Regions from separate parts of the Mus musculus genome. Here region 1 is linked to region 2. The links are chromatin loops, found by intact Hi-C in ENCODE. Cell type or tissue: heart. All regions are shown on one strand. Each heading gives the region's core, and the rest is flanking DNA. Links, peaks and the distances in the headings are about the cores only. Region 1 overlaps Amotl1 (angiomotin-like 1). Region 2 has its middle 23 kb from the start of Cwc15.

The links. A loop is a pair of places that touch in the nucleus more often than their neighbours do. Peaks named below come from ENCODE experiments on the same cell type or tissue, not always from the same donor. Only the 100,000 strongest peaks of a DNase experiment are listed, where the experiment ranks them.
Region 1: a loop joins it to region 2, with 2.0 times the contacts of the local background. A loop is called at or near these places in 1 of 42 quality-filtered maps.

Annotation. Positions count from the first base shown.
Region 1 is chr9:14,574,207-14,577,112 of GRCm38, reverse strand. It overlaps Amotl1 (angiomotin-like 1), which reads left to right. Exons shown (of 13, transcript NM_001081395.1): 4 at 1,674-1,962. Among named protein-coding and RNA genes, the nearest start is that of Amotl1, 39 kb to the left of the region's middle. In heart, for the core only: a CTCF peak has its summit at 1,575; a DNase peak (open chromatin) is centred at 2,152.
Region 2 is chr9:14,522,623-14,525,528 of GRCm38, reverse strand. No RefSeq gene overlaps it. Among named protein-coding and RNA genes, the nearest start is that of Cwc15, 23 kb to the right of the region's middle. In heart, for the core only: no CTCF peak of the experiment used is centred there; a DNase peak (open chromatin) is centred at 1,678; H3K27ac peaks cover 263 bases.

The DNA.
Region 1 (2,906 bases), core at 201-2,700, 52 kb before region 2:
AAAAGGAAAATGTAGGTCTCAATAACCTCCTGGTGGGACATTGGAGGAGTGCTGTGACTTTTGGTTGTGAATGGCCACAAGTTACACATGTAAGTGACATTCTCTGGAAGGCTCACCCTTTGACAGAAATAATAGGTAGTTTTGGACTGATGCCAGATTTTTAAAATTTTTATTTATGCTTTATGAGACAGGGTCTTACTCTTTAGCCCAGACTGCCCTGTAACTGATCACATGTAGCCCAGGTTCTCCTTGAACTTGTGGTCATCTTCCTGCCTCTGCCTCTGCCTCTGCCTCTGCCTCTGCCTCTGCCTCTGCCTCTGCCTCTGCCTCTGCCTCTGCCTCTGCCTCTGCCTCTGCCTCTGCCTCTGCCTCTGCCTCTGCCTCTGCCTCTGCCTCTGCCTCTGCCTCTGCCTCTGCCTCTGCCTCTGCCTCTGCCTCTGCCTCTGCCTCTGCCTCTGCCTCTGCCTCTGCCTCTGCCTCTGCCTCTGCCTCTGCCTCTGCCTCTGCCTCTGCCAAGTGCTGGGAGTACAGGCTGTGCCAGCACACAGAGCTGTCTTACAGTCGAGTTTCATCACCCCTCCTCCAGTTCTAAGACTTGGAAGTAGAGATTAACAAGAAAGCTAAACCTTGTAGAGGGACAGCAGGGATGGGAGAACCCGATATTAAGATCTATGACTGCCATTTGTTCCTGCACCTGTGCAGGTTCCTATGAGGAGCCCTTGGCTTAGCCTGAAAGAAAACATGGTTATTCTCATGAAACAGGCTGACAGAATTCTGAAGAATTTGGGGGAAGGGGAAGGGGGAGGGGAAGTGAAGACCGGAGGTAGAAATTCATGATTCCAAGTTGAAGTTCAGCACCAGGTACTGAGCTGTTGAAGGACACTGTTGGCTCCTTTATCATCGGGCTAGATGTGAAGTCTGGAAGTTTAGACCCCAGAACCAACAGATCAAAACAAGCCAGTCCTTTGCTCATACTTTCCCATTTGATTAAGTGGTACCCCTACCCATTTCTTGCTGAGCCCCATATCTAGAAATAATATTTTATCTTCCTCCATCTTTGTTTTTCTCATTCTTCATATTCATACCCAGACTTCTCCTGGGCTCTGCCTTTACACTGAGTTCTCAGCACATCACTCCTAGCGAGGCAGCCCTCAGTGGCCTCTGTGTGCCTCTTATGGAAGTGTGGCTGCAGCTTGCACAGACCCTCCCACCCCCGTCTAGCACTGCTGCCCTGTGGGTGTGCTTTCTTCCATGTGGTGATGCTGTCTGATGCTACTTCCTGCCATCTTGTACATCTTTCCCTGGCTTCACCCTTCCACCCAAATCCCTGGTTCTTTCTTCCAGACTTTGAGAAACTCTTGCTCTGACCTCTCACACAGAAATCGCTTCTCCAAAATTCCTTTCTTCGGAGAACAAGACTCCACTTTCAGCATGGCTTGCTTGTCTCTTCTGGAGAGCAGAGACCTGCTCTGCCTGGTCCACTGTCTTCCTAGTGAGAGGAATGTGATAAATACTACCTGAGCCTTAACCTGCCGCTTAACTTAGCAGAGTGTGAGGAAGTGCACGGCTGACCCCTGCTGAGGGAAGCCACTGACAGTGTCTGTGCCGGTGGCCTTCCTTGGTCTTCCATATGTCCTCTGGAGTCTGATGACTGGTCCTCTCTTCCCTTGCAGCCGGCCCTGCCAGCTGCCTTTTCCATCTACGGTGCAGCAGCATAGCCCCATGTCCTCTCAGACCTCCTCCATCGGTGGTACTCTGCACTCCGTCTCCCTGCCTCTTCCACTTCCCATAAGCCTGGCGGCTTCACAGCCCCTACCAGCCTCCCCCAACCAGCAGCTTGGACCGGATGCCTTTGCGATTGTGGAGCGAGCCCAGCAAATGGTAGAGATCCTGACAGAGGAGAACCGTGTGCTTCACCAGGAGCTTCAGGGCTGCTATGACAACGCTGACAAGCTCCACAAGGTATGTACGTGACATGCCAAGGTAATTTGATAGATCCTGGGAAAGAGAGAGGTAAATAATGGGCTGTCGTTGGCAGGAGACCATGAGGTGCTTGGGATTAATTTCTGAGCCACAGGATGTATCAGAGAGCTCTTAGGAGTCTGATGGCCTGTCTGGGCACTTCCTGTTTTGAATGCAATTCAAAGGAAGGAGGATCCTTGGCAGCCATTCTATGAACACAATTCAGGACTCACCAGCTGCTCATGATAGCTCTGGAAGGAGAAAGGCCTTGCTGAGGATGGGACAAAGGGAGAAGCAACTCCTGTATGAGGAGGCCTAAGGGAGAGTCACATGGTACCAAGGGAGTCTGCTCTCTCGACTCCCCCGCCTGGATGACCTGTCTACTTGAGGGAAGGACTGAAAACAAGGCTCTAGCCTTCTGGTGACGGGGTGAAAGCACAGTGCTTCTTAGCTGTGGCTTAAGGTCCTGCCGTAAGCAGTCGCCTGCCACAAGCCTCCATGTGTGCTGGGCTCTTTCAGTCCTTTTTTTTTTTTTTTTTTTTTTGTCTTCTAACCAAATAATGAGCTACGACTTCACTTATGGTCCCTTTACTCTATAGCACACTCTTGTCTCCTTGTCTCGCTCCTGTGAGTCCCTGTCTTCTCCCAAAGAGCCCCTTCAAACTTCATGTCCTATACACATATATTTGAAAAATATACTCAGTATTATGTGTGATTCTGAGTTTGGTTTACTTCTCTTATATAGTAATCTGTAGTCCTATCAATTTCCCTGCAAATGACATAAATTTATTTTTATATGTATGCTGGTTCTGGGACTAGCAGCTGCCTGCTTGCTTGCTAACGCTTTCCCACAAACTCTGGCTCTCACAGCTAGCTTCACAAATTGCTCTGGTCTCTGTTCCTTGCCCAGTGCTGTCAACGGCCATTTCACCCAGCTCCCTTTA
Region 2 (2,906 bases), core at 198-2,697:
AAGATATGGGTGAGCCCTGAAGCATGAGCAAGTTTATGTTCAAAGTACCAACCCTGAGTGGGCTCTGAGCACAAGGACAGGCCTGTGGCCTTGTTTCCCCCAAGGCCTCACCATCTGAACCCTAGGCTGGCCTGCAAGCTACCTCAGTAAGTATAGTCTTCCCCCCCCGGAGATCTGTGGCTCTGAACGCCTTTTAGGAACAGCCCTCATTTTTGAGAGCTTGAGAGACTTGACTTTGAATTCCAAGGCATCCCAGAAGCACTCCCACCCCATAAGGCTCTCTTGACACTTTGTCAGTTTGTTGAGGACTCCTAGCCACGATCTTTTTGGGGGTTTAAAGTTTATAATGCTATATTGTGAGGGTTTGTTTTGTTTTCTTTGTTTTTGCACCATTCTACTTCTTCTCCTGGGCCAGCCCATGAATAAGTTGAGAAACTTGTCAGGAGCTTTCCTGTGGCGGAGTTCACGAGTGGACAGAAAGGCAAGGTGAGCCGTGTTCTGGCCAGAGACATCATCAGCGGCACAAGAGCTCAGATCAAGGGCAGAACAACGGAAAACTCACCATGTGTTCTTCAGGGAGCGTGGTGGACGCATGTCAGAAAGAGCCTGAGCTGGAGAGTGTAACCCACACCTCGGGTCGCACTGGAGAAGTCCATACAGCTGTTTGGAACCCTGGTGTAAATGCTTTAGGTTCTGTGAAGTGCCAGATTAAGATCAGTATCCCGCAGACAGAGGTGAGAGCGCTAGCCTAGGCCTTCATGGAGCTCCAGCAACGAGAGACCAGGAACCCAAGGTTGCTTCTCGAGAGGCTGGTGCCGGGCATGGCGGCGCATACTTCAATCTCAGCACTCCTGGGGCCAGCGAGGCAGGAGGATCTCTGTGATTTTGAGGCCCACCTGTCCATATAGCGAGTTCCAGGACAGTCAGAACTACAGAGTGAGACCCTGTCTTGAAAAACAAGCAAACATGCTAATGGATATAACACTGGGTACATGGTGGACTCCACACTAGGACAAAGTAAGACATTCGAGGACAACGTGAGTGCCTCCAAGTTCAAGTGGGGATGCGGAGTGTGATGTGAGGGTAACGTCTGTTCAGAAGGCAGAAGGAATGCTGAAGGCTTTGACTCCAGGACTGTAGAAACCCTCAGCAAGCTCAAGTCTCCCGACATCGCTCATCGCCCATGAGGACGCTGTATTCAAATGGCGCCCTTTAGCGTCTGGATTTGCTATATGGTGGGTGTAGCACTTCCAGATTCTCCCCACAGCTCCACTGTGGAGAAAGAAGTGACCATTCCCACAGGTGTGTCCCTTGGGTGCCGGGAATCTAGAGCAAAATTCCTATTTGTGGTCTGTCACACGACGAGAGTGATAGGCTTCTTTGTGTCATTTCTTTCCCAAATAAGTCTGTGTTGCTAAAGATCTAACCATACTTTTAACTTCCTTCTAGGGGTGAGCTAAATGTAAAATAGTGACTAGTCTTTATTAGGAAAATCAGAAACATTGCTTTTATAATGAGCATTGAAAAGTTTGTGTGTGTTTAATAAAACTCCTCCAGTCAAAGGGGAAAGAAGTTCCACCTTTGGACATTGTGACAGTGGTAGGAAGTCTTGACATTGCTCTACATGAAATGAGAGCCCGACAGAGCTCTTGCTTGGCGATGGGGGTGCCACCTAATGGCCAACTTGGGGAATGACCACAGCTTTCTCTGGGCGCTTAACCTAGGCAGGAGGAGCCTGGGTAAATGTCTGATACTCCTGGAAGCTTTTCAACGCTCATGTCTGACTGTAGACATTTGCTTCTGGTGCTGCTTCCACAGCTCTCACACTCTTAGGACAGGCCTGGGTCTCCAGAATTACATTTTCTGAGCAGAAATGTGCTAAGTCTAGCTGCTGGAGCACAAGAACAGAGGAGAAGAGGAGGGCCTGTACAGAGAGGGAAAAGCCATCTGGCTTTCTAGTCTCTGTTCTTGCAAAGAGATCATCCTAGAAGTATCCCTGTGGCTGCAAACTACTTACAGAAGAGTGAACCTAAAATGGTCACAAAGAGGCCCTTGGGTATTAAAAGACATGAGTGCCAGGAAGCTCTCTCTCTTTCTGTGTATGTGTGTGTGTGTGTGTGTGTGTGTGTGTGTGTGTGTGTGTGTGTGTGTTCTCTGCTCCTCAGCCCACAGAAAACCAGTTTCCATTCTGGGTGTAAGAGCATTTTTAGTGTTGGAGAGAAGTCTCAGCAGTTAAGAGCACTTGCTAGTCTTACAGACTAGAGTTCTTGGCACCTCTAACTCCAGGGGTTCCGGGATCCTCCTCTGGCCTCCACAGGCACCATACTCATGTACACACACACACACACACACACACACACACACCATAAATCTTTCTAAAGAGGGTTCTTAAGGGTTCCATTGCCTTAACCCCCCTTTAGATATATGTCTGCAGAAAGATGTCTCCAAGTGTCTTGGGCAGATAACATCATTTACTAATGACCTTCCTCTTGTCTACACCACCTGCCCAGTGTTGACACTGCCTGCCTCATCTCTTCTTTGCCTACCCTACACCTCTACCTTCTGCTCCATGCCGACCCCACCTGCCCGTGCCTATGTGGCCTTCCCCACACTGTCACTGCCTCCCCTCCCTACATGGCTTACCCACTCCTATAATGCCTTCTCTCTAAGGCTTGTTATGATTTCTAGAGTTGCTGCTTTCCTTTCATGGACCTTGACTTCTCCGGTGGTGGGGTGTTCACTCACTGTGAATACAATGACTTCCAACCCCATGTTCTCTGAAGATCTTCTAGTGAATTCAACCCAAGTTATGTACCAAATGTTAAGAGTTTACTGAATCCTGAACAGACCAAAAGGAGCCTCATCCACCAACAGGCTCGGTCAGGGGGCTGGACTGTGCTGTTGGT